Regions from separate parts of the Mus musculus genome. Here region 1 is linked to region 2. A link is a loop called in an ENCODE intact Hi-C map of the cell type or tissue named here. Cell type or tissue: left cerebral cortex. All regions are shown on one strand. Links, peaks and the distances in the headings refer to the core of each region. The heading gives the core; the rest is flanking DNA.

Evidence for each region. A loop is a pair of places that touch in the nucleus more often than their neighbours do. Peaks named below come from ENCODE experiments on the same cell type or tissue, not always from the same donor. Only the 100,000 strongest peaks of a DNase experiment are listed, where the experiment ranks them.
Region 1: a loop joins it to region 2, with 10 times the contacts of the local background. A loop is called at or near these places in 5 of 42 quality-filtered maps.

What each region holds. Positions count from the first base shown.
Region 1 is chr4:34,362,910-34,378,126 of GRCm38, forward strand. It overlaps Gm46882 (a long non-coding RNA gene), which reads right to left and starts at 8,920. Exons shown (of 2, transcript XR_001784527.1): 1 at 8,421-8,920; 2 at 2,985-6,642. In left cerebral cortex, for the core only: no CTCF peak of the experiment used is centred there; no DNase peak of the experiment used is centred there.
Region 2 is chr4:33,922,511-33,937,727 of GRCm38, forward strand. It overlaps Cnr1 (cannabinoid receptor 1 (brain)), which reads left to right and starts at 2,134. Exons shown (of 2, transcript NM_007726.5): 1 at 2,134-2,648. In left cerebral cortex, for the core only: no CTCF peak of the experiment used is centred there; DNase peaks (open chromatin) are centred at 6,575 and 7,748; H3K4me3 peaks cover 472 bases.

The sequences.
Region 1 (15,217 bases), core at 4,946-7,445, 440 kb after region 2:
TGAGCTGTTCAGTTTCAGTTCTTAGCTACAGAAACACAGATAAGTTTTGCCAGAAATTGGAGGAAAGCTTCCAACATAAGGAAAAAAAACAAAAAAACACCTAGTACAGGTGCGAGGCACATAGGAAACTGAGACAACATCAAAAGCAGGAGAAAATGTTGCAGAAACTGAGAGAAACCCAACTGAAGAATTGGAAAACAAGCAACAAAGTTAAGGCTCTGATTTGAAGAAAGCACTCACCAACATATAGCTTCAGATAAGCAGTAGAGAAGTTAAAAGACTTCCTTTTTATGAAAATACAGTGTTATTTGAGAATTCCTTCTAGATCTTCCTCCATGTCACTCTCTGTCTTAGTCAGGGTTTCTATTCCCGGACAAAACATCATGACCAAGAAGCAAGTTGGGGAGGAAAGGGTTTATTCAGCTTACATTTCCACATTGCTGTTCATCACTGAAGGAAGTCAGGAGTGGAACTCAAGCAGATCAGGGAGCAGGAGCTGATGCAGAGGCCATGGAGAGATGTTCTTTATTGGCTTGCCTCCCCTGGGTTGCTCGGCCTGCTCTCTTATAGACCCCAAGACTACCAGCCCAGAGATGGCACCACCCACAAGGGGCCCTCCCCCCTCCCCTCGATCACTAATTGAGAAAATGCCTTACAGCTGGATCTCATGGAAGCATTTCCCCAACTGAAACTTCTTTCTCTGTGATAACTCAAGCTGTGTCAAGTTGACACAAAACTAGCCAGTACACTCACCAAACAAAAAAACTGGACAAAAATTAAGAGCGCCATAGCGCTCTGTCTTAGGGTTTTACTGCTGTGAACAGACACCATGACCAGGCAATGCTTGTAAATGACAACATTTAATTGGGGCTGGCTTACAGGTTCAGAGTCCTTACAGTCCATTATCATGAAAGCAGGAAACATGGCAGCATCCAGGCAGGCATGGTGCTGGAGGAGGTGAGGTTCTACATCTTCATCCAAAAGAAGCTAGGAGCAGACTGTTTTCAGGTGGCTAAGGGGAGGATCTCAAAGCCCACCCTCACAGTGACATACTTCCTCCAACAAGGCCACACCTACTCCAACAAGGTCACACCTCCTAATAGTGCCACTCCTTGGGTCAAGCAGGTTTAAACGACCACACTCTCATTCCTGTGTTCCTTACTATCTCAATCCCTACTATAACTTATTACTATCTTATGTTAATGTTACATATTCATTATAATCCATTTATGAATGAAGAATTTTGTCATCAATATTAGACACACTAAAAGATGTGCTCATCTGGGGCTGGTGAGATGGCTCAGTGGGTAAGAGCACCCGACTGCTCTTCCGAAGGTCCAGAGTTCAAATCCCAGCAACCACATGGTGGCTCACAACCATCCGTAACGAGATCTGACTCCCTCTTCTGGAGGGTCTGAAGACAGCTACAGTGTACTTACATATAATAAATAATAAAAAAAAAAAAAAAAAAAAAAAAAAAAGATGTGCTCATCTGTGGGTTTGGTCAAATCTATAATGATATGTACATATCATCTGGCAAATTAGTTATAGTTATATACATAGACATAGATGATATATAGATACCTATATCATAATACTTTATGAAATAGTTTCACTGTTTGAATATCCATTTCTTCTCCATTTCTCCTCCACAAACTCCTCATGATCGTCAAACATTTCACTGTCTGTACAATTTTATCTTTCTCAATGTATTGTATAGTGAGAACAATGCAGTTTTTCCAAACTAACTTTGTTCACTTGGGATATGCACATGTGTTCTCATTTTTCACCTCTTTATTTCACTAATACATTCCATTGTGTGGGGGTTCCATGGATTCTTTACTCCACTCACCTATTAGAAGACAATTGCTTCCAAGTTCGGGCAATTATAACTCAAGCTGCTGTAAATATTTATATGAAGGTTTTGTACAACTTCAGCTTTGAACAAACATTTGGGTAAGAGCTATGCACTAAGACTATGTTTAATTTTATAAGAAATGAAACACTCACCCCCTAAAGTGACTGTGTTTGACATTCCACCAGCAATGGATGAACACTCCTGTTGCTCCATTTCCTTGCTGGCATTTGGTGGCATCTGTGATTTGGACTTTACAATATCACATATATGCAGTGACTTGTTATTCCTTGTGACATATCATGTTTACGTTTTGTACTTAACTACGTTACACAATGGTGTCTGTATGTCTTCTTTCATTAGCTGTCTTATGTTCTGACCATTTGCCTATTTTTAAATTGAGTTGTTTGCTTTCTTGAAGTTTCTATCTTGAATAGATTATTTTATCAGATACATACTTTGTAAATATTTCCTCTCAGATCGTGACTTATTATCTCATTATTTTAAAGATAAAAACATTTCTTCTTGGGGGAAGAGGGGATGTGAGGGGAGGAACTGAGAGGAGAGGAGGGAGGAGAAACTGTAATTGGGATATAGAATAAATAAAATTGAAAGTTAAAATGTACAATCAAATAAGTAAAACCCTTTTATGATAGACACATGTAAAACATGTTGTGTATAAACAGAATCTCATATAATGTTCAATATGTGCACCCATTAAATAACATTTAAACATACTTATCTTTTCAACCATTTTTCATTTCTTGTGGTAAAAATTTCTAAGTCTTTTCTTCTAGCTCTTTGAAATACACTGTATATAATTGCTGCCTCTAGTCACCACTCCCTTGATAGTAAATACATTTGGGCAGGCAGCATTTAGGAATTTGTCTCCCTTGCACCTTTTCTTAAAAAGCTACTAAAAGATGCTAGTACAGATACAAAAAAGAGAACACAAAACCTGGAAAACAAGGCCCACTGTAAAAAAAAAAATGCACAAAAGAAATTCCAGGGTGAACAGTAAAGGAAAGTCAGGGACAACCCAACCAGCATGAGCTAACCTGGAAAAATGTCATGATCTTGGCGAATGAAGGGTAAAAGTGAGGGCACAGAAAGGAAAAAAATGCTGTCCTTTTGGTAGTATGTTAGCCTTTTAATATTTTTATGTTTCATAAAGGACATTCTATTTTATTTACAGTAAAGAAACATAAGCAAATGATACAAATATTAGAGGTACAATCATTTCTGTGTTTGTAGGAAACTTTGTATGATTCCTTTGCAAAGACATTCAAATCCTTTAAGTAAAACCCTGCTCAATATGCATATAGGCAATACACAAGACCTCCTACATAATCAATACACAAGACCTCCTACATAATCAATACACAAGACCTCCTACATAATCAATACACAAGACCTCCTACATAATCAATACACAAGACCTCCTACATAATCAGTGGATTATATATTAAACTTCATTTAATACAAACATCATAAAATAATTGCTATGATACATTGTCTAGGGAATAATGATAAGAAAGGAGTTTGACCTTGATAGACACAATTTAATTTTTTTAACTTGGTTATATCTGTAGGTGCAGAGTCAATGGATATTGAAAGCTGACAGCATTGTAATGTGCCCAAAACAAAACTGACAATAAAAATCTAGAGATACTTGTCCTAGGAGCAGAATGGAGGTTAGAGAGCTCAGAAAGAATTTTACAGAATAAAATAGAAATGACAAATTATATAACAGGTTTGACCATGTGAAACTTACATTAAAAAGCCATTTTATAAAGCTTTTCAAATGGAGAAGACTTATGATATGTCAAAAAAAGTGAATCGAGTGAAAATAACCAACATTAACATCCAAAACCTAAAACATACCCAGAAGACAGACAAATGTTGCCACACTGTAAGACTGAAGTCAAAATTAAACAATAATGACAAAGAAACTAACAATCAGGTATCTAACTAAAAATTAAAATATAATTATGGTACCAGCAAGATGGTTAAACAGGTAAAAGAAGAAATAATAAGCTGTTAAATCTGGCTCTCACTCTGTCAGTCTGAGTTTCCCGCTGCACAGCACCCACCCACTCAATACTCCTGAGCATACAGAAGTGTGGGGGGTTGCATGGATGGTTCCCATAAGGCTTTAGAGAGTGGCACTATTAGAAGGTGTGGCCTTCTTGGAGTAGATGTGGCTTTGTTGAAGGAAATGTGTCATTGGGGATAGGCTTTGAGGTCTCAGATGCTCAAGCCAGGCCCACTGTCTCCATTTCTTCCTGCTGTCTGTTGATCCAGATGTAGAACTCTCAGCTACCTCTCCAGCACCATGTCTACCTGCATGCTGCCATGTTTTCCACCATGACAATAACAGAACTAAGCCTCTGAACTGTAAGCTAGCTCCGATTAAATGTTTTCCTTTATAAGAGTTGCTGCGGTCATGGTGTAGAGCTGTATATACTCTATATGCCTGCCCCAGCTCTGAGTAAAGACACAAAGACTTACATTTATTAATATAGCTTTGGGACTAGCTTACTCTTGTTCCTGACTCACTCATATAACTTAATTAGCCCATTTATACTAATCTAAGTTCTGCCACATGGCTTGTTAGTTACCTCACCTTCACTCTCAGGCTGTTTCTTCCTCTGTATCTGGCTTGATAGCAAATTCTCCCATACCTGACTCTTTCCTGAGTTCCTATCTCTACTGGAAGTCCCACCTAGTCTCTCCTCCAGATTTTTTATTAATCCAATCAGGAGGTAAGAGAGGATGTTTACAAAATATGATGAGAAGTGTGGAACACATTGGGACTTTGGGTTAGAAAAGCAGTTGAATCCTTTAAATGGAGTTTAGTGGGTCATACTAGTATAAGCATGGAAGACAGTGGTGCTGAGAGTGATTTGAATTGTGGATGCCTGGCTCAAGAGGCTTGGAAGAGAATATTAATATGTAGCCTAGAGATCATTCTTGTGGTATCTTGGTGAAGAATGTTGCTGTTTTCTCTCCTTGTCTTTAAAAAAAAAAAAAAAAAAGCCTTCCTTAGGTTAAATTGAAGAGCTATAGACTATCAGCTTTATCAGAGGACATTTTCAAATAACCTATTATAAACTATGTTTTGTGGCTATTAGTCGCCAGTCTTGTGCAGATCCATAATGAAAAGGAGCAAGCTGAGCAAAGGTAAATACAAAGTAGACTGTTGGAGGAGAAAAGGGGCACCAGGATGTGTGATGAGATGGAAGAAAAGCCTGGTGCTAGGTGGAGTAACAGACATGGTGATCTCAGAGCAAGATCCCAGCCAACTAGGCTTCTAACTTGTGAAAAGGAAATTAAAGAAAAGCTAAGGGCCAGGTGTGGTGCTGGTTCATGCCTTTCGAGGCCAGACTAGTCTACAGAGCAAGTCCCAGAACAGCCTCGCTTAGGATATGAAGGAAACCATCACAAACAGAAAGGAGTTAGAGATATGAAGAGTATTTGGACATCAGAAATGAGGATGCAGTCTGGAGTTTGCTTTGGTTTGGTTTGGTTTTCAGTCTTGCTTTGGTCCAGTATTTCTTCATGTTGCTCCCTTTCCATGCTTTTGGAACAGGAATGTATATACCCTGTGCCATTATATGTTGAAGGTATGTGATCTTCTTTTTCATTTTGTTTTCACAGGGAATTAGAGTTAAAAGTTTGCATGAGATTCAGAAGAGAGGTTGAACTTTGAAGTTTTAAACAATGCTGCTACTGTGATCGACTATGGGGACTTTTGAAGTTGGACTAAATGTAGCTTTCATTATGATATGGCTACAAGCCTATGAGAGCCAGGGAGTGGAATATGGTGATTTGGATGAAAATGCCCACCCCCACCCCCACCCCCATTAACCTCATAAGGAGTGGCTTCTCTGGAATGTACCGAGGAACAATTACATCTGACCTAAGTGAAGCTTTTGTTTCTGTTAGGTAACTCTTCCCCTTTGGCCTCTCCCAGACCCCGGCAGAAGCCTTAGAGACATGGGGATGGGAGTGCTGGACTGTAGGCTCTGGAGCTGTTAATCCTTCAAGTCTCTCTACCCCAATCCCAAGGTACAGAGGCAATGGAAGCAATTCTGCCATGGTTTTAGAATCTTAGTGATAGAAGGTAAACATAATTCTCTCAGGTCTTCTTTACTAAAATTCTCTCTCCCTTCTCCCTCCTCCTCTGCAGGAAACTGGTGTGGGAAGCCACATGTGCCATTGCAGAGTGGCACTGACTACTGCTGGCCATCACGCATAAGTTTGGACAAACAACCAATGTGTACATATGCAGTAAAGTTTTTTGCAAAGACACTGCCTGGCCCGGGCATGATAATGAGGCTTTGAGAGTATAACCAATCAGATGTGAGACACGCAAATGAGGTATGATAATGAGGCTCTGTGAGGTACAGAGAGAGAGAGAGTAGCCAATCAGATGAGGAACATGCAAATGAGGCTTAGTGCATAACCAATCCGGGTGTGAGACACGCCTCTCCTAGGCCTATATAAGCAGCACCAGTTCTGGGCTCAGGATCTCTTCGCCTCTGCAATCAAGCTCTCCCAATAAACGTGTGCAGAAGGATCCTGTTGCAGCGTCATTACTGCTGGCCAGTCCGGCGCACGCAAGAAACTGGGCCAAGCAATAACATACCATGGAAAAGCTATTTTCTGTAACTCTCTTATTCCACAGAGGCTCCCTCAGGTTTAGTTCCAGGTTCTTCCTTGGAGACTCCTTGGTGAAATGAAAACTTCAGGGCTCATTGGAAAGTTGGTTGGATGGTGTTTTGCTGGAGCAAACACATGAAGGAACGTTTAGCTGAAGCAGACAAAGGTTAAAACAAACACATGAAAGGGCATGTGATGAAGGATTCTTTGCTAACAACACGCATGTGTTGGTCTGCCTTACATTGCATAATTGAGCTGCATTTGTCAGGACACCAAAAAAAATTCTGGTGGTGTGCTGCAGTTCCTTGCCGCTTCCTCAGACTTCAGCTAATGGACAGAGTGATGTCAACTTAGATGCATGTGCTGAGGCAAGACCCGTGGAGGTCACTTGATGTTGGGAGGGTATAAATAGGACTCAAAGGACAGTGACAGGCTAATCTAGGCTTGCTTATAGAGCTAGCTGTACTACGCATGTGGGTCTCAAGTCTTCACTGATTTTCACTGCGTTGGAAGAGGCACAGCTGCTCCTGGTGTCTCTCCTGATCCCTCCTGCTGACTTGTGCGGAGGCTGAGGCCTGGCTGTCTCTGCTAGGTAGTGCCACCTTTGCTGATTCCTGTTTGCTTTCCTGACTCTACTGAACTGGACTGCTGGTGTATCCGTGAAGTATTTGCAAGTGGATCAAGCTGCCACTGCTAACCTGTGAACTGAATTGTCGATTTCCAGACAACACAAACAGAAGTTGCTCCAAAAAAACATTTCTAAACAGGTCCACTTCCCCCATATCCTTTCTTTCCTACTACCTTTGGTGGGTGAGGGCCTAGAAGGGAGGTTAAAGCATTTAAGAACTATCATTAAAAATAAGGCTTGAAAAAAAATTAAAGTTATACCTTGGTGTAGCAGTAAAGAACTTAGCTGACCCCCTACATACCTGTGGACATGCAGTCAAGTCTAACTTCCTAAAGGAAACATAGGAAGGTGATATTTCCCTGCATCTTATAATTCGGTAGTACTGAGAAGTTGAATAAATTGCTCAAAGTTGCCCATCTAGACATGTGGCAGTTTGGCTCCAGGGTAGGTTTGTCACCTAAGCCCTGGTTAAGTGTCCATTTCTCAGTAGAAGAATCCACCACCCATGCAGGTGTCACCCTTGACACAAAAACTCTAAGAATGCTAACAGTCGTCCTTTTGCCTGCTCCCAACAGCACTTTAGAGAAGGTGCACAGTGTGCTTCTGTAGTGGGTAAGGATTTCAGCTTCTCCCCGTAAACACAAGACCTCACCCAGTGAGTATTCATGGATCGACGTGCCTTTGAGAAGGCTTCACGTAGTGGGAGGTAGTGGTATTACCACTGTACTGGGGCCTGTGGGCATGCATCTATGCTCATGGATGATGATGTAGGAGACAAGGCCCACAGGAGAGCTCTCACATGAATGCCCTGGAGTGTGAAATGTTAGGCTAAGCCTTGTAAACTCAGAGAATTTACTAAGACAAATGGTTTACACAGAGACAGGTTTACCCATGCCTTTCAACATACAGTATCAGCCTAACCAGAACAGCCACTGGATTTCAGAGACGTGTTCCCTTGAAGGTTTTGGAATCTGCCATAGATACTTTTTGTAATGTTAATTCTAGGATAGTAACGCTCCAATGCCCTAGAAGAAAATCACGACAGTGATAAAAATCTGATTACAATAATTTTGTTCAGCAAAGAATCGCTCCAGCCAACTATTTAACAGCCACCAGAAAAGGAAAGATATGACCTGTTTGGTTATCTCTCAATTCAGGCAAAAAGCAGGCTGGGATGGACTCTGGAGCCTGGTAATGAAGACCTCCATGGGCTCTTCTGTTCTCAGGTATCTTTAGCAGCTTGCACTGTAATGTTATGGATACCATACTCACCTGTGGAAGAAACACCCACAACGAAGGGTTAGCCCAGTGATGCAAATGTTCTTAAAGTAGCAGCTTTCTCTCTCCTAGCTAGAGCCTCTGGAGCTGAAAGCCGCAGAGGTAACAGAGTGTAATCCATCCGCACTTCATCTGGAAACAGCATCATTTCTTTGAGCTCTCTGGAGACCTCGACTAGAAAAAAAAGGCCCAAGATGCCTGTCAGAGCCAACAGTGCCTGTCTTATTTTATACATGGGATGAAATATAAGACTCTGGGCTCCATTAGCAGCAGGCTTCGTTTTCACCCCAGGAAAGTGGCTTGACATAACCACATCTTACTTGTTCTTTCTTACATTTTTTTTAATACAAATGGCCTTAAAAATCCCCTCTTCCGCTCCCCACACCACAGCCCCAGGCACCTAGAAGCCATATCATCAGATTTTATAGCCAGATAATGCGGTCCTGAGAAAGCTGCCTATGTATATGGTTGAGGTTTTTTTAAAAGAAAAAAAAAATAATAATAGCAAGGCTGCAGCCTGATAAAAGGAAGAAGTTTGCTCTCTAGTGGCTGACTTAGAAAAGACTCTGGAATCCACACAATGAGCTACGTGAAAAATAAGAGGGGATTTGACAGTGCTATCTGGGCTACAAGGTCTGAATAATTCTTTTGGTTTTATTGACTTTTAGATGTATTTTTCCTACACTGAAACACTATGTCATACCAAGTGTTTTGTGAATGTTTTTCCTTACTGAAGTACTTCTTATCATTAAGTCATTCCAGTTCTAAAGTTTAAGGGTAGCAATTAAGTTTCTGCTGTTTTATTAGCGTGTTGTACTTTTCAAAAGCTCTATGGACTGGTTTAATACCATATAATTAATGTTTATTATAGACACATTGCCCATTAATATAACATCATTAGCTCCTTTTAAACCATTTTTAGATCTTTTCAGAAAGATTATTTAGCATAATTAATATGATGCTAATTAATATCATTTCATTACTCTTCTTTCTATAACAGCTCCGTTTATAATATTTTACAATATGAATTACAAAATAAGAAAAAGACTGTTCTTTATGCCTCGCTGTGAAACCACCCACCTCCCTTTGTGATTTGCTTTTCTATTTATTCTCCCACAGTTCTGCCTCTTCCTATCCAAATCCACACTACTTCCCATAGCTTTCTTCTGTAGTGCCTATCAGACCATGGGCAACTGAGCATCATCCCCGAGATCGTAAGCTTTGAGACTTATTGAAAGTAAGGGGGATGCACAGGAAGATTTCACCTATACAGTAGATCAGGCTGGCCTTAAACTCTTGAAGATCCATCACAAGTGCTAGAATTAAAGTTGTGTGACAGCACACCTGACTTAATTATTTGCTCTTATTTTACCTAGGCAAGGAGAACCAGGAGACATAAAAATGTCTAACTTCTTCAAGAGGTCCAAACACAGAGAAAGCAAAGTACTAGAAAATGTAAGGATTGGTCATGGGGTTCTCACTGGGGTAAGGGCACTGTAAGGGGTTGTTAGCAAAGAGAATGACTTATATTTATGAAAATTATCCCAGCTACTATGTGTAGAGAAAGTGCCACTACAAGGGCAAGAGGCTAACAGAGAACACTTTTGGAAATGGTTGTAGACCTGCAGCCTAGAGAAGTCAGGAGGTTAGACAAGAGCAAGGCAGCTAAGTTGCAGAAAGTGGACAGACTTCTGCCTTATGTTAAATGGAGCTAAGTGATGCTGCAGCCAAGCTGGGGGTGGGCTTTGGCTGAGCAGTGGGGAAGAGGACCACTGAGGACCACTTAGTAGAATTAGATGCTGGGAGAAAGGCCTGTTGGGAGGATGAAAGCTGAGGAGAAACGGGGTTCTGATCCAATTGGGTGTGGTTCAGTTTAGGAGTCCATTCCAAATGAAATGTCAAGTAATCTCTCAAGAGGGGATTTCTGCACGACCAGGCCTCTTTCTGTCAGAAATGTGGAGTTTAGAGGCAAGTCCAGATGTGTGATTCACGTTTAGAAGAGCTCAGGGTACGATTGGTCAATCCAAGGAGAGAATTTGGGTGGAGAAATGAATAGGCCAGGAGCTGATATTGGGCACATGCATATTAAATAAAGAAGGTATCAGTACCAGCCAGGGAGACTGAGCAGACTCGATCAGGAGCAAAAGGAAAAGTAGAAGGCCACCAAAGAAACAGCTAAGAACATCAAGTGAGAGGCAGATGCAACTGTGACCATCAAATCTGGCAAAACCCAGGTTACAGGTGACCTTGAAGAACCCATTAGGTGCAGTGATAGGGACAGAAGCCCCCTTGTGTTTGTGTCAGTTTCGAACAGGCCTTTAGAAATTCTTTCTCCATTTGGCTAGGAATGGCCCCTTCTTAGAATAGGAAACAAAACACCCATGGAAGGAGTTACAGAGACAAAGTTTGGAAGTGTGACAAAAGGATGGACCATCTAGTGATTGCCATATCCAGAGATCCATCCCATGATCAGCTTCCAAACGCTGACACCATTGCATACACTAGCAAGATTTTATCGAAAGGACCCAGATGTAGCTGTCTCTTGTGAGACTATGCCGGGGCCTAGCAAACACAGAAGTGGATGCTCACAGTCAGCTAAGGAGCTAAAGGGATCTGCAACCCTATAGGTGGAACAACATTATGAACTAACCAGTACCCCAGAGCTCTTGACTCTAGCTGCATATGTATCAAAAGATGGCCTAGACGGCCATCACTGGAAAGAGAGGCCTATTGGACACGCAAACTTTATATGCCCCAGTACAGGGGAACACCAGGGCCAAAAAGGGGGAGTGGGTGGGTCGGGGAGTGGGGGGGTGGGTATGGGGGACTTTTGGTTTAGCATTGGAAATGTAAATGAGCTAAATACCTAATAAAAAATGGAAAAAAAAAAAGAAATTCCTTCTCAGAGCAACCAGAAAATGCAGAAAAGAATAAATAACTGAGAAGCCGGCCCTTGCTGAGCTTGCTGATCGTTTTGGAGGCTTTGATCTAGAACCATCTTCTACGAACACTTCCATAGTCAGGGTGTCCAGCAAAAGGTATTCCTGTGTGTAACAAACGGAGCTTTTCTCAGGCTCACAAACAACTCATCTCCACCATAGATTAGATGGTGAAGTTACAGCAAGTTGAGGTGGAGGAAAAGAATAGCGAGAAAGAGATAGATTTGACACGTAGGATGGAATTTAGGAAGACATAGGGAAAGACGAAGGGAAATAGGGAGAACAGTGCCTGAAAGGAGGGGGATGTTTTTAAGAATCAAAAAATAAAAGGATCAAAAACTAAGAAAAGAAAATATTTAAAACTAGGAAAGAGGTGCTGGAGAGACGAACCGGTGGTTAAGAGCACTGGGTGTTCTTCCAGAAGACCTAAGTTCGATCCCCTGGACCCACATAGCAGCTCACAGCTGTCTGTTATGGCATTCCAGGGGGTCCGACACCCTTACGCCAATGCATATAAAACAGAATTATTTTTAAATCGTAGGAAAGAAAGGATTAAAATTGAAAATTATTAAAATAAGAAAGGAAACTGTTAAGAGTATTTTTCTTCCTAGATGTAGCTCAAAATAAAACTTTTAAATATATGCCAATTTCAGAAACAGAATGCATGTGGTATATGTTCTACTTCAGATTATGTATCCAGGATTAAGGAGAGAGTATACTATGCAGTCAGGAGGGATCTTGCTGTGAGCAGGATTAGGGGAGCTGCTTGTTTTCTGAGAGTGTAAAAGTATCACATAGCTATTTTAAAATGTTTATGGCTATTCCCATACAGGTGAGTTTCAGCATAATCAGATCTCTTTTAATTTTTATTTTTAGATTATAATATAATCACATTCCTCCCTTCTCTTTTCTCCCTCCAAAACCTCCCATATACCTCCTTCCCACTCTTCTTCAAGTTCATGGCTTCTTTTTGCATCAATTGTTATATCAACAAGGCATGCTTTCTCTCTTGTTGAGCAGGTCTTAAGCCAAATTAGAGAGTTGTTGGTTGCCACCAAGGAATATGTGCCACCACTGCACCCAGAGGGTTATCATGCCAAACTGGTCAAAGATATGATTTATAGGCATCATACCTGGACAGGGCTACTAGTTGCCTTTCTCCTTTGTAAGCTTGTGTGGTGCCTTCTGGTGCCATGAAAGCTAGTCCTCAGCTTAGTTCCAAGTCATGGATCTCTCTGAGCCCTGTTTCTAAAGTGCATGGTGTCTTCAGCAATAGCAACTTAAAGTCCACCACTGGGACCAACATAGGGCAACAGCAAAATGCTGTATGTTTTGGGAGTCTCTTGGACAGCCCTGATCAACAAGTCAGAAGAAGATATCTTATGTCTGGTACTGGGGTGGTTTCTCTTAGGGCACTTTGACTCTTAGAGGGAGCATTTGCCAATCTAGGTTAAAAATTAAAAAAAAAATAAAACTGTATGTGTATGTTTATACATGGAATTTGGCATTATAGTTTTGGAGGTTTTTTTAGGTAAATATTTTAAGGTAAATATTTGATTTTTTAAAATGTAGGTAAATAGTATCATTTCTTATGGCCATTTCAGACATCCTTGCTGTTATTTCACTCACTTCCTTTCTCCTCCTGGGTTTATGTCCCTCTGCCCTCCCTAAAGGGTCCCACCTTTCCCATTTCCCATATTAGATCCCTTGTATCCTGCTATTATTCCCCTCTACTCTGTTCCTATCCTACTTCTGTATTTTTCTTGCTCTACCTCCCTGAGGAGAACTGCTTTATCCCATCTTCCTGATCAGAATGCTTGTGCTCTGCTATTCCCCCTGTCTACCCACCCTGTCCTGGCAGTAGAACCATTTTACTTTCCTGGTTTCCGAAGTTACTATGAGCTGTGTTTTCACATCTGAAGAATTAGAGCTAACAGACTCCAATATGAAAGAACATGTGGGTTACCTCAATCAATACAATCTTTGCTACTTTCATCCACTTACCTGCAAAGTTCATGATTTCATTTTTCTCTTTACCACTGAACAGTATTCCATACTGTGTATGTGCCACATTTTCATAATCCGTTTGCTTGTTGAAGGATGTTTAGATTGCTTCTGTTTCCTATTGTGAATAGTGAGCACCATTGAACATAGCTTAGCAAGTATCTACGGAGAAGGATGTCAAGTCCTTTGGGCATATGCCACGGAGTGATATAGCTGGGTCGTATGGTAGATTCAGTTTTACTTTTATGAAGTTCTTCACACTGAAGAATGAAAGAACCATTCATTCTTCCATAATGGCTACACCAGTTTACAAGCCCACCAACGATGAATAAGTGTTCTCCAGAAGTTTTGTCTGTTATTCTGTTGATCTTTGCCATTCTGACTGAGGTGTTAGGAAATCAGTAAGTTTTTTATTTGCATTTCCCTAGTTCTAAGGGAAAGTAAACATTTTGGAGATATTTTCTAGCTATTCCATTTAGAATTCTCAATTCAAGTCCTCTCTATATTTTTTATATTAATCCTCTATCAGACGTATAGTGGGCAAAGATTCTCGCCCGCTCTGTGGGAGTCCTAATCCCTGACTGATTGTTTCTTTAGATATGCTGAAAGCTTTTAGTTTCATCAAATCCCACTTGTCAATTGTTAGCCTTAGTTCTTGGGCAAATGGAGTCCTGTTCAGGGAGACCTTTGCTTTAATATGTAGGGTGCTGCTTATATTTTTCTTCTAGCCATTTCAATATTTCAGGTCTTTGATTCACTTGGAATTAGTTATTTTTTTTACAAGATGACAATTATAGGTTAAATTTATTCTTCTGCATGCAGACAGCCAATTTTTCTAGCACCATATGTTGAAGATTCTTTCCTTTCTCCAGTGTATATCTGTGGCATCTTTGTCAAATATTAAGTGGCTGAAGTTACATATACTCACGTTTGGGTCTTCAATTTTGTCCCATTCATTGATCTATATGTTTGTTTTTGTGCTTGTGCCATATTAATATAATTGATATACTATTAATATAATTAATTTTTATTAATATAGCTCTGTAATGTATCTTAAGATCTGGAATTATAATTTCTTCAGCATTGTTCTTTTCACTCAGGATTATGTTGGCTCTCTGGAGTCTTTTGTGGTTCCATATTAATTTTAGAATATCTTTTCTTGTTTTTGCATAAGATGAGATGGAGACTCTTGACTAGGATTGCTTTGAAGCTATCGCTAGATTTTGAGAAGATGATCGTTTTCACAATGTTAATTCTACCAATCGATGAGCGTGGGATGCCTGTCTACTTTTCTAGCGTCTTCCTCTGTCTCTTTCTTTAGAGGTTTGCAGTTTTCATCGTAAACATTCTTCACTTCCTTGGTTAGATTTACGCCTATGTATTTTATTTCCTTTGAGGTTATTGTGAATGGATGTGCATCCATGATCTCCTTCTCTCTGTGTGTTTCTTTTAATGTATAGGAAAGCTATTGATCTGTGCAAGCTGATTCTGAATCCTACCACACTGATGAATTTGTTTACTTATTTCTAGACATTTTCTAGTAGAATTTTTGAGATTTCTAATGTATAGTATTGCCTTACTCAGTGTTCTATTGCTATGAGGAAATACTACCACCATGGCAACTCTTATTAACATAATCCATTTAATTGGTGCTTGCTTACAGTTTCAGAGGTTTAATCCATTGTCCTCGTGGCAGCGAACATGGTGGCATGCAGTCAGATACAGTAGCTGAAAGTTCTACATCTGTATCCAAAGGCAGCAGGAATAGAGAGAGAGGCACTAGGCTTGACTTAGGCTCTTGAAATCTCAAAGACCAGCCCTAGTGACACACTTCCTCCAACAAGACCA
Region 2 (15,217 bases), core at 5,611-8,110:
AGAAGAAGTAAAAGCTGGTGTTGATAAAAGACTTATGTAGAGTACCTCCCACAGGTTGCAAATGACTAAATGACTTCTTCCTCCAGATATGATATGGGCCACCAAGACGGTGGATCAATATGAGGAAGAAGGTCCTTTACATACTACCAGGGTCTGTCTGTGTTTAACACCTGAATGACGCTGAACAACAGTGCTGAGCCACCTGGGTGGCTAAATAGCACCAACACCCACACGAAAGCTTGCCCGGCTCCCTGACCTGACCACGCAGAGCAAGAACTGCCAGCTTCCTGGCTAGCAGGTAGTGCTGAGACTTCTCTAGAGTCTGGGAGGTCCCAAGAAAAGCAATGTCTGCCCCCCCCCCCCAAATGTTTGCTTCTGCTAGGAATCTGAGGTGAGGCTAAAATAGCAACTTCGACCTCTGAAAGAAAGGGGCAGACGACGACGAAGCCTCTTTCTCCTGTAAATCTTTAGAAAGAGCTGCCTTTATGCTGGAGATGTGTGGAAGGAGGCAAAGCAGAGCCTGTGCCTAGGCAGCAGGTTTAAGGCTCAAATGGTATCCCACATCCACCCAATCATCTCTCCTAAGCATTTCTCCCTCTACGATTGGTCTGTCAGATCTTTGTTTATATTTACCTACAACTTGATTGCTTCAGCTGTGGACTCTGTCTCAAAAGGCCATCTCCTCACATGGAAATGGAAACTACTCTCTCTAGTGGAAAACAGTCTCAGAGATATTCCGACAGCTAGCGCTCTGCTGGAAGCCTTTCTTCAGCTCGACCTGTAGGTAGGAAGCTTTCAGGCTTTCCTTCTCAGAGCAGTCTCTCCTCCCCGAATTCTGCAGCTTCCTCTACCCTCTATGTTGCTTCTTCCTTTAGGCTCACCCTCTGGGATCCTTGTCACCAGATTCAAAATAGGGGCCAGATACACTGAGCGTTTGGCTCTGGGTGGGGGGTAGGACGTCAGGGAGAATTGGTAAAAAGAGGCCTTGTAGGAAGCTGTTTGGGCTAGACGTCCTCGACTCTGAGCAAGGCTTAAAACGAATGCCAAGCTGCTACCTTGAGGGCCTAGGAACCTAACGTTGTGCCTACAGCTGGGCCCCTGGACCTGACTTGATGTGGCTCTGTCAGGTGGAAACCTTACGACTCGACTGGACCCAACTCTCCAGGGAGAACGAGGTCTAAAACGCAATTCAGCTGTAGCCACAACCGCCTGGTCCCCGGGGCCCGGGCGGAGAATGGCCCCCTCGGCTGAAGCTGCGGGCTGACGCTCGTGTATAGGGTTGCAATTCGCCGTGATAAATGTAAAGACCAATTAAGGTTTGATCCGTGCACACAAGAGGCAGACGGCGGAGTGGAACCAATTAACGAGCATGTCCCCTAATTCCTGCGGCGGCGGCCGGGCGCACCGCCGGTCCCCAGGCTCCCGCCCAACAAGAGCCCCCGCCCGCCGCGGATGCATCTCCCCGCGAGCAGGAGGTGCGGGGAGCGCCAGGGCTGGGGAGGGGGCGCCGGGCGCCCACAGAGCCGAGCTCGTGCGGCCACGGCTGGAGGCTGGGCGCGCCCGGGTGGTCGCGCGGGCCAGCGCGGGAGGCGCCCAGGCGACGCCGTCCGCCCCGAGGGCGGAGGGCTGGTGGCCGCGGCCAGGTAGCTGAGGACTGGAGGCGGCGCAGAGGGGAGGGTCGGGCGGAGACCTCACTTGGCCGGCCTTCCTGCCGCCCTGTTTCCGGATCCCGACCGCCCGGCGCGTGACCTCCAGTGAGGTCCTGGCAATGAGCAGCGCTGGTGATTAACGGCCCCGAGGTCGCGGGCAGTGAGGCACGCGTCCCCTTTGGCCACGCCAGGGTGGGAGGGCGCCAGGGAGCAGAGCAGGGTGAGGCCGCGGGGTCGTTGGTGGCAAAGAGTGAGGATGACACAGTGGGCGCCGAGCGCCAGGGCCGTCCCTCCTAGCCCCCGGGCCAGCGCCGCGGCGGGTACCGCGCAGCAAAGTTTGGAGCCGCGGGCGCCGCGCGCCGGTCCCTCCCCGCGCAGATCCCTTGGCGGAGTCTCTGCTGCCGCCGCTGCCAGGGCAGGACAAAGGCTCATTAACACGTGATGGGACCACGCTTCATAAATGGGACTGGAGCGAGAGCGAGCCAGAGACAGCGCGCGAGCTGAGGGAGAGGCAGGGACCTCAAGCAGGGCGCGGCGACGGGCGCTCGGGGTGGCCCAAGCGGGCGGCCCCAGGCCGGCCAGCGCGGTCAGTGGGACGCCGGGGAGAGCCGGAGAACGAAGCGGGCCTGTCCGAGCCCAGGGGAGCCAGTCCCAGGGGCCGTGGCGCACGGGTGCTAGAGGCCGGGGACGCGGGCGCGCAGACCGACTGACTTACTGACCGATCGCCGCGGGCACGCCCCGCTCCACCCCGCCCCACCGCGCCCCGCGCCGCCTCCCCTGCTCGCTCGCTGCCTCTACCTTCTCCACTTCTTTTCCGCCTCCGCCTCCTTCTGGCTCCCCTGGCGCCAGAGCCTCCCCCTGGCTCAGGCGGGAGCCTGGGCTGTCTGCAGAGCTCTCATAGAGTCTGGGGGCAAATTTCCTTGTAGCAGAGAGCCAGCCCCTTGGCTGGGCGACAGGTGCCGAGGGAGCTTCTGGCCCGTGGACCGGGGGATGCGAAGGGTAAGACCTGGCACAGTGGCGTTTGGGAATAGCTTTTCCGCCTCCCGCCCCCTCGGTACTGGCCAGTGGTCCCCTGGTGTCCTACGCGGAGTTCTTGCTCCGTGTTCCAGGAGAGCAAATCGTGCTAATATGGTGTTTACTTAGCTGTATAGTCCCAGCTTGTTACCTGTGGTCTAAGCTACTTCTGGAGGCTTCTACCATTTACAATTTACTGGATATGCACCTAGCTCTGCATACACTGATGTCTGTTTGTAGAAAATGTGTAATTGTGCATGTTTGGAAAACAGGCACTTGAGTTGATGCTTGACGTCTTTTAGCCTTATCAGAAACTAAGTCTTCCAGAGTCTCTGCACCACATGTAGAAAACGACTCAATTAAATACTAAATGTCATGTAAAGAAATCTATGTTAAATAAGGAACTTCTGATACAGAGCGATAGCTACAGCAGCCATCTCTGTTTAAGGAAAAACTAATATATATAGTATTGATACCTGTGATTGACTGTTATAGGAACATGAAACTAAGAGCTGGCACCAGACGAATGAAGTTGATGCTTTATTTTAAAAGGATGTTTCTTGGTTAAGGCTTACAAGTCACAAATGGAGCATTTCCTGAATGCAAATGTTTGCTATGATAGATGTGAGAAACTGTTGTTTGGTCATTTCAAAGTTTAAAGCAACATGCGTGTTTTTAATTGTAGTACATGGTTTATCTCTCAAAGGTTTCAAAGAGGTGAGAAAAAAATTTAATAACCTATCTATGAAAAAACCTATTTCCTATCTTTTAAATTTTTCTTCCAAATAGGAGCTACTAGCTCTTCCTGCCTTTGTTTATTTCTTGGCATATTAAATCTCCTTGGACATTTAATCTAATAAGAGATTAGAGCAGATTTACTGGTTTTAAGGATGTTGAAAGATACCTCTCTGGGTCCCATAACTTCTCGTTTTTATTGCCAACTTAATTCCTTTGAACAATGGGGAGATGCACATGCTCAGAGGAGACTCCGCGGGTACTGATTATCTGTGGGGTCACTCCTGACATCAGTCTGTTTGGCAGAAAATTGAGAAACTAGGAGTAGCCGACCTCCAAGGTTCCCATAGGACTGACTGATTTAAAGTGCTGGTCTTCTAATCCCAGCTTTTGACAATTTGAAAGGGAGATAGATCTGCTGATCGATTTTTCTCTGCCTCCCCTCCCTCCACGCCCCACCTTCTCTAACTCAGTTACAAGCAATTTTATCCAAAGGAAAGGCCATGAATACTTTCTTAACTGAGAGAAATATATATATATATATTTCTGATTAAATCCACACAGGAACAGAATGCATGCACCTCTAGAATGCTAAGCAGCACATACTGCAGGCTGTTGTTTTTAGGTACACTAGCAGTTGCTCTAGCTGCAAAAGAGGCTTCATGTTGATATGGTTAAAAAAAAAAACTAATCATTTTAGGTCGTTAGGAGAACTTATTGTGAGCAGGCTCTTTTATTGCTTCAAAAGATGTCTCCCGTTTCAAGCAAGGAACAGCCATGGCTGAGGTATGTATGTATGTATGTATGTATGTATGTATAAGTGTCTACTGGGGCAGCTTTCATTGTGCCCCTGATCCTACATGGGGGTGCAGTAATACCACATGGTGGGAATGCTCACTTGTGACCTTCCAAAATGACTATGCTTGCGTGCTCATTGTTAAGAAGACACATCTGATATTTTTGCCCCTACATTTAATGGCATCGGTGGCTGCGTATAGAAATGGAGGTTGTAACTTAATTAATTAAGCCATAGGTGATGAATTGTATATGTAAAGTTTTAATTCTGGGGAAAATCAGACCTCGTGGTGGAGCGGGGCTTGGCTTTGTTTGCTCTCCAGTGTTCCCTGCTTTTCCCCCCTGTTACCCATCTCCCAGCGGACTGTGTTCCTTTCTGGCTTGCCTGTGAGACTGCTCCTCTCTAATAAGCCTCACTGCAGGATCAGTGTGTTCTTTTTGGCATTTCAAAATGTTAAAATAGTGAAATTGTTAAATGTTATCCAGATGAAACTGCTCGGAATGAAATTTTCCAAAAGAACCATGATATTTGTGACATATTATGTATTACAGACAATTCTGAAGGAAAACTCCATGAATCGTTTTATCTGTTTTCTCAAGAAGGAAGCAGCCTCATTGATTGTGTTGATAAGTGTTTAGTATGCTCTGTCAGCTTATTAATTACGAAAGCAAAGCCTGTGAAACTCTCCAAAACAATCTATGACATTCTCCTGTGCTTTGACTTAGAATTAGCATTAACCACAAGAATATTTAGACAGGTTCCTTGGTTTGTCTTGTGTATTGGTCTTTGAAATTAGAGTTGGATTTACTACATAAGAGGAAAGTATTATGAAATAGAGCTTATACTGGCAGTTTAGAGTTCATGGCACTTACCAAATGCTTCTTCCCAGAAAACAGTTGGCCTGATAAATAATTTTCCATAACTAGCTATTTGGGAATTTACAAGGAAAAAATAGCAAATTGAATTTAGTTATACCTAATAACACGTAATTAGTAAAGGACAATTTGGTCATAGCTTCTCGAATTTGGTTAGTGAGATGAAGTCTCTCCTCTAGGATGCTGCCTGTTATTCTTGGGGGTAAGTACATTAGTTTGTTGCATAATGGGCACAGTTCAGAGCTTGGGTTCCCAGCACCTTTAAAGGATGTTAGGTCTTCCCAGTTGAAGACTTGTCTGTCCTATTTTGGTAGTCATCATTTTTGACTGGTCCGGTAGAGTGAAACCAGCCTCTGGATTTAAATTATTTATAATTCTGCTTTTTTACTGTAAACCAAGACTGCAGAGTTTTTGAAAAACCACCAGGGCTGAGTCACAGACTGCATACCTGTATTTTCAGAGTTGTGCTTATTTTTCTCTTACTGGCTGGTAAATAATGAAAAGGACACAAGGAAATAAAAACTTCATTTATGTATTTGAACTCTGGAATTTTGTATCTTCTTCTCCAGATCTCCAGTTCTTTCCCAATCCTGTTCTTATAAAAATGTTAACTGTATGTTATAAATGTACAGGTTCTGTCTTGTGTGGGTTGGGACTTCAACACTTCCCCACTGAACTGCTAATTCTTTAATAACTATTTAATTTGCTTGGCTGTATGTTCTGAGATTAGATTAGGTTTGTCTTATAAAGTTCACTTCAGATTCTAAAATATTTCTTGGATTAAAAGAAGTGATAAATGTCACCCAGAATATCAATGCTCTCAAACTCTATACCACATAAGTTACAAAACAGAATGTGTAGAAACACTTTTTTTTTAACCTATGCAAGAACAAACTTTCTCATTGTTGTAGGTCAAGTAAAAATTTAGGTACAGTGACTTTTTAAATATGTGAAAATACCATTCTGATTTTTAAATGAATACTGCAACTTTGGGAAAATGTCCAAGTTCAAACCAACTACACAGATGGACACAGAAGACACGAAGCAAAAGGAAGTATTCATGTTGAATTAAAACAAGGCTGCTTTGTTTCCAAGATAGGTGCAGATCTGCTCTGGTCTTCTGTGCCCTAATAATCTTGTGCACTTCTCTAGGGGCCCTAAGGTCTGACTCTAGGCTGAGGAGGATCATCACCACACTTGATTATAATTATATCATAAACACCAATGCTTCTGATGAGTTTAAGACAGCTCTTTGCCAGTCTTGATAATTCAAATTTTTTTGGATATTAGAACTATACCAATTGGCAGAAAATCACAAAGTGCATGTTAAAATAGCGCCCATTCGCTTCCTGTTTCAAATGGTATCATGTTATTACAAGGATGCTCAAACAATAAGAAATGCGGGTGAGTGAACGGGGAGGATTAACTCTAGCGCTGGCCACCACCTCGCACCATGATTCAGTGGCTTAATGTTACATGAATGTTTTCCTTGCGCCTGACACGTGGATAATAGGTGTGCTCATGATAGATGGATAATAACACATCAGAGCCATTCCTTGAATGAAATCAGCATAATTGCCTGTAATTTGGAGCAGAAAATACCTACTAAAAGCTTTCCTGGGTCATGTTTCTCCCCCCAACAGGGTATCCTGGCACCCTAGAGCACATTCCGAGACAGAATTTTCTTAGGACATCTAGTTGCATGTACAAACGTTCTTGGTGTCAGACTGGCTCTTTCCCTAAGTTTGAGGAGTTATCCTCATAGATGAGTATTGAACAACGTTGGGACAGACTTTAATTGGAAAGTGATAATGAAATTCTTGAGGACTACAGTAGTTGAGTTTTTAAAGTTGTTGTTGTTGTTGTTTTCCTGTTTTTTTGTTTTTTTCTTCTTTTTAAGGAAGAACTGTTTTTTCCCCAAATGGGAGGAATTGGGCCTGACACTTGTCCTGGTAGTGACCTGAGTTCTGCTCTGGCCTCAACTGGAGAGACTTTTTTTTTTTTTTTTACACCTACACTTTAAGAGACCTTTTGAAGTCTTGCTTTCTTTGTCTTGTTGTCATTTAGTTTAGAATAAACGTGTTGGAACTCTTCCTATGAGAACCCTGGGATTTCAGACAAGCATCTGTTTGTATCTTGTTGCATTACCTGCATCACTGCCATTGTATTTTGTACTTTTGAATACGTTTCATAAACGAGATTTTGCAATTTTTGGAGGGGAGAATGGACTGAGTTTAATCTCCCCTCTTCTAACTCAAAGGAGAGTTTTCCCCTCAACAGTTGGATATCTTATTATTTAATGTTGCCTTCCTGCTCTTGGTTGCATGCTTACTTACCTCTAGTTATGAAAGCTGAGCAGATTTGATCCTTTTGACTTGACCCCTTACTACTCCTTATTAACTCTAAGTAGCATTTAAAATTATCTTTTTTTTTAAACTTTGGAGAGAAGGTGCAGTATAATTTCCTATACTTGATAATGTAATAGCTATTTTTTCCCTACTAGCAAATTCCATGCTATTGCTTTTTAAAGAAAAGCAGAGGCATCTCTCAGAACTGTGCCAGGCAATCTGTTGTGGTGGTTTAATATACTGACAAATGCTCTCACAAACTGTATATGGGTATTTAGATATAATTAAAATACAACGTAACTGGGATGTTTAGTTTTTCAAAGTTTGTGCTTCAATGGGAAGGCCTCTCTCCACCCTTTACCACTTCTTTAGCCATTCTTTGGAGCCATACTTTTAAACAAGAGAATTGTAGTCAGTGTGATAGTGGAGTTGGAACGAGTGCTGCGGTCACACTGCTGAGAAATCCTAGTACCCTTAAAAATCTTTAAAAATTGTGTCCTAAGTCTCTGCCTTTTTGGACATTTGTATTTAGTAATTTTACAGTACTGACTCCCATAGCGAGTAAATCAATATTCTGCCTTTACCATTCATATTTGCTTTTCATACAGCATTCTTTAAAAATCAAATCTATCTATTCTTGTAAGAGACACTCCGTTGAATGCTGTGTGACTATTTTGGTTGGTTAAAATATCTACTCCTTTCAATGTGTCAGTAGCCAGAGTTTGTATATTTTTTTCACCCCTTGCACAAATAATGAGCAAGTGAGTACACATGAAAGGGAAAGCTAGGGTAGTTTAACACATAACTGAGATGGAAAAAAAAAGTATTTTCTAAGAATGCTGTAGTCCTGCCTCAGTGGGAATTTGGCTTTGAGAATGTTCAACTACATTTAGAAGTAACATTTAACTTCTCATAAAGCTACGAGGGAATAATGATAAAGTAACCTGGGGTTCATCTTCATTGTAATAATCGGGAAATGGTTGCTCAGAGTTTATACATTTGAATATTTTTGGATTATATTCCTACAGGCTTATAGCGCCTAGGTACTTAAGAAAGATACCAGTCGTAGGTTATACTGCTATTAGATGCTAGTAGCAAAAGTCTACAGTGAGTCTCTGCCTCTGCAAAGTCTCCATGTTCATTTCCTGTGATGCATCTCTTTATGGTTAGGGAGTAAAGAACAGACACAAATATTTCCCATGTAAGAAAATGAGCTGAGGTGTTCATTTCTTTGACTTTCTAAAAATTCTTCTATCCTCAGCAGTTAAAATGTTCTTCTCAACGTTGTCTAAGAAATGTGTAGCAGTCCTGTCAAGCCAATCATGAGGTTTGTAAATAGAATTAGGAGAAAATGCTAAGAGTTTCCTAATTTAGGTTTGTCTACTGGGTCAGTGTGTATTGCATCTTGAAGTTACTTTACCGGGTAAGATATGTAACAGGAAGTTTGCAGAGAAAGTCTAGAGGAACCCTGAACTGTAGTCAAAACATTGAGGGGTTCCCCAACCCTGCTCTCATTGCTGGCTAGACAGCTACTCCTGTGTTCCAGCTGGACAGGGGTACCCGGGCCGCCGCCCTTTGCTGTAGGGAGCTCTCTTACCTTGTGCAAGTCCTCACACCCTGTTTCGTGCACTCAACACCTGAACTCACCAACAGTCTGCCCTCTCACACAGACTCCAGTCTTCTTAAAGCCCAGCTCCCCCTTGCAGCATTTGGGTCTTCTTTCATGGGTTTCGTAACTTTAAGCAGTGGTTCTTAAATTTCAGAAGTATTTCCTAGAGGTCTTGTTAGCAGCACAGATGTGGCCGACGCTAGCATTTCTAACTCTATCGATCCAAACCGAATTTGCACTCATTAGTTCTCAGAGGCTGCCCTGCTGCTGACTTGGAGGATGCCACTGGCCCGTGTGCTAAGCGTGTGGTGACGCTCAGACTGTTCTCAAGGCGTACAGGGGCCGAGGATCCTGCTCCCTTGCACCTGTCTTACCAACCTAGTCCTTTATCTTCATGTCATTCTTTCTGAACGCTATCCGTTCCGGATCAGTTCAGAATGTTGTAATTGTGCCGCACAAATCCCAGAATGAATTTGACCTTGAATGTGCACAACAGCATAGAGGTTCTGAACTTTCTTCCAACTTGCATGCTTGTAAATCACATCTTCGTGTGGTTTTTTGCATTGTGACTGAGGCCCAGTACTTCTACATTCATGTGTAGGTAATTGTCTGCATCCTGTGAGCTCACTCTGGCTCATCTCCTGTGTTGCTAGTATGCACTGAAAATGTTCTGGCCATTTCAACTAAAGTAACTAGGACTTAAATGTATAGTTTTAAAAAAAATATTTTTTAAAGGAAATCGTGGACTTAAATGACAACATAATTCATTTAAAATTATTCCAATGAGAAAATAGTAGGAAGGGAATTGAATTATTTAGAAATTCTCCTTGTTCTCAGTGGATATGATTATTGGAACTAATATTTGCTTCTCTTGTGAAATATTTCATATTAATCCCAATAATAAAAAAAATTAGTTTCCATTAATTTTCACCTCAGAGTTAGTTATGGTCTGTGTTGATAATTTCATGTTTGCAAGTTAGGTAAATATTTCATAAAAGAGAAATGAGTTTGTTGTTAGAATTGAAGCTGAGCTCTGAGCCTCCCATTTTACGTTTATCTCTTGGCACAAACATATTTGTTTTCAGTAGAATTTTTCTTTACTAATTCCTAATTACTTTCTTGAGGCAAAATTCCAAATATTCACGATTAATTTTTATTAATATATTGAATTTCCTCAATGCCTCTACCTTAGAAAAGTAATTAGAAATTTAATTTTTGTAGGCAGTAGTAATAACCAATTTTAACCTCTATCACATATTTTCTTTCTTATAGTTTAATTAGTTCTGGTGTAAATTTATGAAAGATTGTAGCAGGAGAAGTTGCTCAACCAAAGCAAGAGCTGTGTCCAGTGAATAGAATAACAAATTGATTCCCATGGGCTGATAAAAGCCACTCTATCTAGTGGCTGGGTTTTCACATAACTTCTCTTGACAGGCCATTTGGGAAAGATCAGCGCTTAGCATTCACTTGGGAAAGGAAAAGAAGTCTAATGTAAGAACACTTCTATATGTCTTAAAGGTATATCAGAAGCAGTATTAGGATCCATTCAAGGCTGGATATATTATAGGGATGTCTTTCACAGGTTAATTGTTAGAGTTCATCTTAATTCAGAGGAAACAAGAATCAGAGAAAAAAGTAGGCATCCAATCTTTGCCTATGATTTCCACGTACTGTAGTATACAACTTAAATCTGATTCTGTGAGAAGAGTCACTTGATAGATCATTAGTGGTACATTTTATGTTGACATGTTACATCTTTTCAGGGGGGACATTTGTATGAGACCAAGACTATGTTAAATCTTCTAGTGGCCAATTGGATTTAAAATGAGGGCAACTATTTACCCCTGAAAGCCACTCTGTTAAGTTAGATTTGCACTGTTGCCAATACATGCATCCATTCACTAGCTTGCTGTGTACCAGGTCCTGAGCCAGCCAGGTCTTGAGTCTTGTAGGGAAAGACTGCTGCAAGAGATGGCTCAGCATTGCCCACAGTTTCTTCTGGGAGGAATTCTCAAGGCACAGCTCATACTCTTTAGAATTCTCCCTCCATTATTTTAACTGTGGCAAGGGGTAGATATATGGATAGGTGTTATGATGTGTGACCTAGGATAGAGTATTGTATTCTTTGATTTCTTTACTCAACCCATAGCTATTACACAAGTGTGAAACGTTTCAGAGTAATATGTCATGGGAAATGTTCTTGACTTTGTGTGTAATGTCTGTGCAAGGCACAGAGTACATGCCTGAAGTGTAGTGACTGAGCCTTGTGAAGGCATGTAGCATCCATCGGCCACATTCTGCAGTCACACAGCTGATACTGACACATGCTAAAAGTCTAATAGGCATCCATCTTGCTGGAGCATCAAGTTTACGTAATTTGTCTATGTTGATTCAGCTTCAAGCCTGGGGATTGGCCTTAGGGGTTTCCTCTGTGTTTAAGAGAACTCCACTGCATCTCTGCCCATAGGGAGTGGCTGCTACGAGCTTTTTCTCCACTCACAGCCACCATGTCTTGTTCTGAAGTGAGAGGGGATGAGAAAGGTGTCAGACATGAAGGTGGCCGCTTCTTATCCCAGCTGTGCTGTAGAAGTGTCATTACAATCAACATCCCTGTAAATTGACTAATGAGGCACAAAAACATCCACTCATACCTAATTAAAAATGGTGGTGACTTAGGTTGTATTTATTTCATTGTATTTCAACCAAGGCGCTGCTCCAGAACCAGAAACTATACCATGTAGTTGTTTGTTACGCTTGTCTCTGAAGAACACGGGGCAAGGATGCTTTGCAGGGGGCTCAGGCAACCTGTCTGCTGTCGCTGTCCTTGAATCTTCTGTCCCTTCAGATTTTAATCATTCACTGAGTAATCTTTATCAGGTACTGCTTATAACTGATGTCACTTGCCCAGATCAACTCTTCTATGAAAGAGAGAGAGAGAGAGAGAGAGAGAGAGAGAGAGAGAGAGAGAGAGAGAGAGAGAGAAGGAAGAAAGGAAGGAAGGAAGGAAGGAAGGAAGGAAGGAAGGAAGGAAGGAAGGCAGGCAGGCAGGCAGGCAGGCAGGCAGGCAGGCAGGCAGGCTAATGCATTTTGTGGACTACAGAGTAAGGGCTATGGATTGAAGTTCCATATTTCCTTCCCCAGAACATTTGCTCTTGAACATTTTAGGCAAAGCTTTTGCCTTCTGAACCTGAATTGTCTGCATGCAGAATGGGGATTATAATACTATTTGTGCCACATAAATACTAAAGAAAAATAATGTGTCATTCAGATTATTCTTAGGCAAGAATTTAGGGAAATTCAGATTTTCTTTAATATGCATTTATTCATCCGAATCTAAGATTTGAAGCCAAAGAACATATTTGGCTTTTCTTTAGACTTAATTTATATGCTCATGGATTATTCAAAGTGAAAACACCACTTCATCTACAGATGAAAGGAAGAAAAACTGAAAGCTACGCTACACCATTGACATCGTGTAGTGTATTTTAAACCATTACTGTGAAGACCTTGATAATGAATTGTAAAGATAAAAGCCCAGTACCTGGGTTCTTCATATGTTATGGTCTAGAATAATATATAACTTTCTACTTCTAATGAGTAAGTCACATGCATAAGAAAGATAAAGACAACCCTGTGAAGTTTTTATTGACTTGAAAACTGTGTATTCTTTTCTAGGAAAAGGCTGCTTCCCAAACCATATTCTTTCCGGACTCTGGAAAATATCTCTCTTTCACAGGAAAGGTCAAAGCACTTAGTAGGAGCAAACATCTAAGCCACAGAGCAGAAGTAAATGGTAAATGGAAATTATCTCCCAAGTCAAGACAATTCACAGTATTGCTGGTTCACCTGTGTGGAAGGCTTTTCCTGGGGCACTGTCACCTCACAGTACTTAAACCTATGTAATTTCAAGGCATCTTTTTCTTGAGCCCTGCAATTAAATTTTAACAAGCCAGTAAGTGTTAAATAATAGGGCACATTTCACATTAGATTTGTAAGGAAATATAGCCTTGAAAGTATCTTAATGTCACTAGTTCATACTAATTGATATTTTTTAAGAAGGAAAAAAAACCCCTCATACCTTTGTTAGTAAAGAATAGAGCAGTGAAAATAGTGTGTTTCATACGCTCAATTTCTCTTTTACAAAATATACTAAAAGCCAAAGCTTTCAGAGCTAGTCAAGCATTAACAATGGAATGGAATACATATACATATTTACGTGTGTGTGTGTGTGTGTGTGTGTGGTGTGTGTGAGAGAGAGAGAGAGAGAGAGAGAGAGAGAAAGAGAGAGAAATGGAGCAGACAATAATGCAAGGAAGAAATATTGTCTACTTCTGACTGAATTATCAGGATACTTAAGTTAACTCTTTATTTACACAGCTGTAGAAGATGATGGGAGAGGATGCCCAAACCGCTTCAGTAGTTCCAAACCATAGAGAGTAGTCGGTAAGCCTAGTCATTGTCGCCTGCTCAATTGGAAGCAGAGCATCACTCCCTGGGTGATGCTGCTACTCTGGCCATGGAGACCATGACTTAGACATGATACAGTTATAGTAGCTAACTAGAATGTCTCCTGCTAACTTTAAAGAAGTAGATGATCAAGGCACTTTTCTTGAGCAAATCAGTAGAAAGCAGACTTATTCTCAAGAATAAATTGAGAAACAATGAGTACATCCATGAGGACCTTGAGTCTTTTGAACCCCTCATGTGACACTTCCACAAGGCCACCCAAGCAGCAAGTAAGGAAGTAATTAAGGAAAGAACAAGATTTTCAACATGGATCCAAACTGCCATATTTGGTCTTAACCCTGTCAGATTAGATATCACGAGCTTGTTACTGTCTCATTTTAGCATTTATAAGCTTGGGATATTAGGGAATATTGGCACTGTGCCAATATAGTCTATAACCATATTAGGGCATACCCACCATTCTGATGCTTTTAGAGCCTCTCTATATTTATGGACATATAACCTGCAATGAGAAAACAGCAGCCTATTACCTGTTATCCCAGAGATAGTACTCAGGTCAGAATTGCAAGATCCAGTCGCATCAGTGACAGACACCTAAGTTATTGTAATGCCTCTCTTAAAGTAGACAAACAAAACAACCACAAAACCCAAGCAGGTCCTCAGAGTAACTGCTGTCAAATTATACAGACAGACTTGGCAGCCCTAGAGGTCTTGGTTTCAGGCTTGTTCTACACTCTGCCTATAGAACACATGGCTAGCTTGAGATATTGTTTGGGATTTTGCTGTTTTAATTTAGTGACAGGGTCCTGCCGTGAGAGCCTATGTTGAACTCATGATCCACCGGTTTCATTTACCCAGGTACCAGGATTACAAGCATGGACTCCCACATCCAACTTTACACATGAATGTTTTCTAAAACATATATATAGATATAAAACAATATATGCTATATAGAATTAGGGATATGGACCTTGGATAAATATTTTTAAAAGACTCTCCATTACCATCCTCATCAAATTCCTTTTGCTGATAGCATAGTCAGCTTGTTAATAATGTGCATGTTCCCCACCCCCCAACCCCACCCCAGGGAGGAGGGGTAGAGATGCAGGTGTGTGTGCAGAGAGGGGAGACAAGAACAGATGGTACTAACCTGGGAATCAAAGGAGGCTTTTCTAAAATAATAGATTTAACACATTTAAACATTTTTATTATTGTTACTACAAAGGCACGATTTCTATATTAAGTCGTTAGGAGATTTTAGCTGCCATTCAATCGTTCTTTTACTATGACTGTGTAATAAGCCCCAACTGCTTCTTTAACAGGCACATCTACACATCCTGTTAGAATTTCCAATTACGATTTTTCCCATTAGCAAACAAAAACAAAATTAATGGCAGCTTTGCCCCCCCCCCCGCCCCAGCCTAAGCTACATTGCAAATGAACTCTCAAAGAAAACTCTCCATGCAAAAATAAGGTGGAAATTACTGCAATAATCCAAATGTAGAAATAAAGGAAAGACTTTCTGAGATGCAGGAAATTTTGCTTCTCATTAGCCTCTACAATAGCCTGTACACAGTAGTGTTCTGACATTCTGAAACTCACAAAGTCCATTTATTTTACACTCTTCCCCTGACTCATATCAGACAGACATGGCAGCTCATAACCATCAGACTCTGGCTTAGATTTTACATGCTGTTGTTAAGATGAAAGTGTTTGGTTGCATT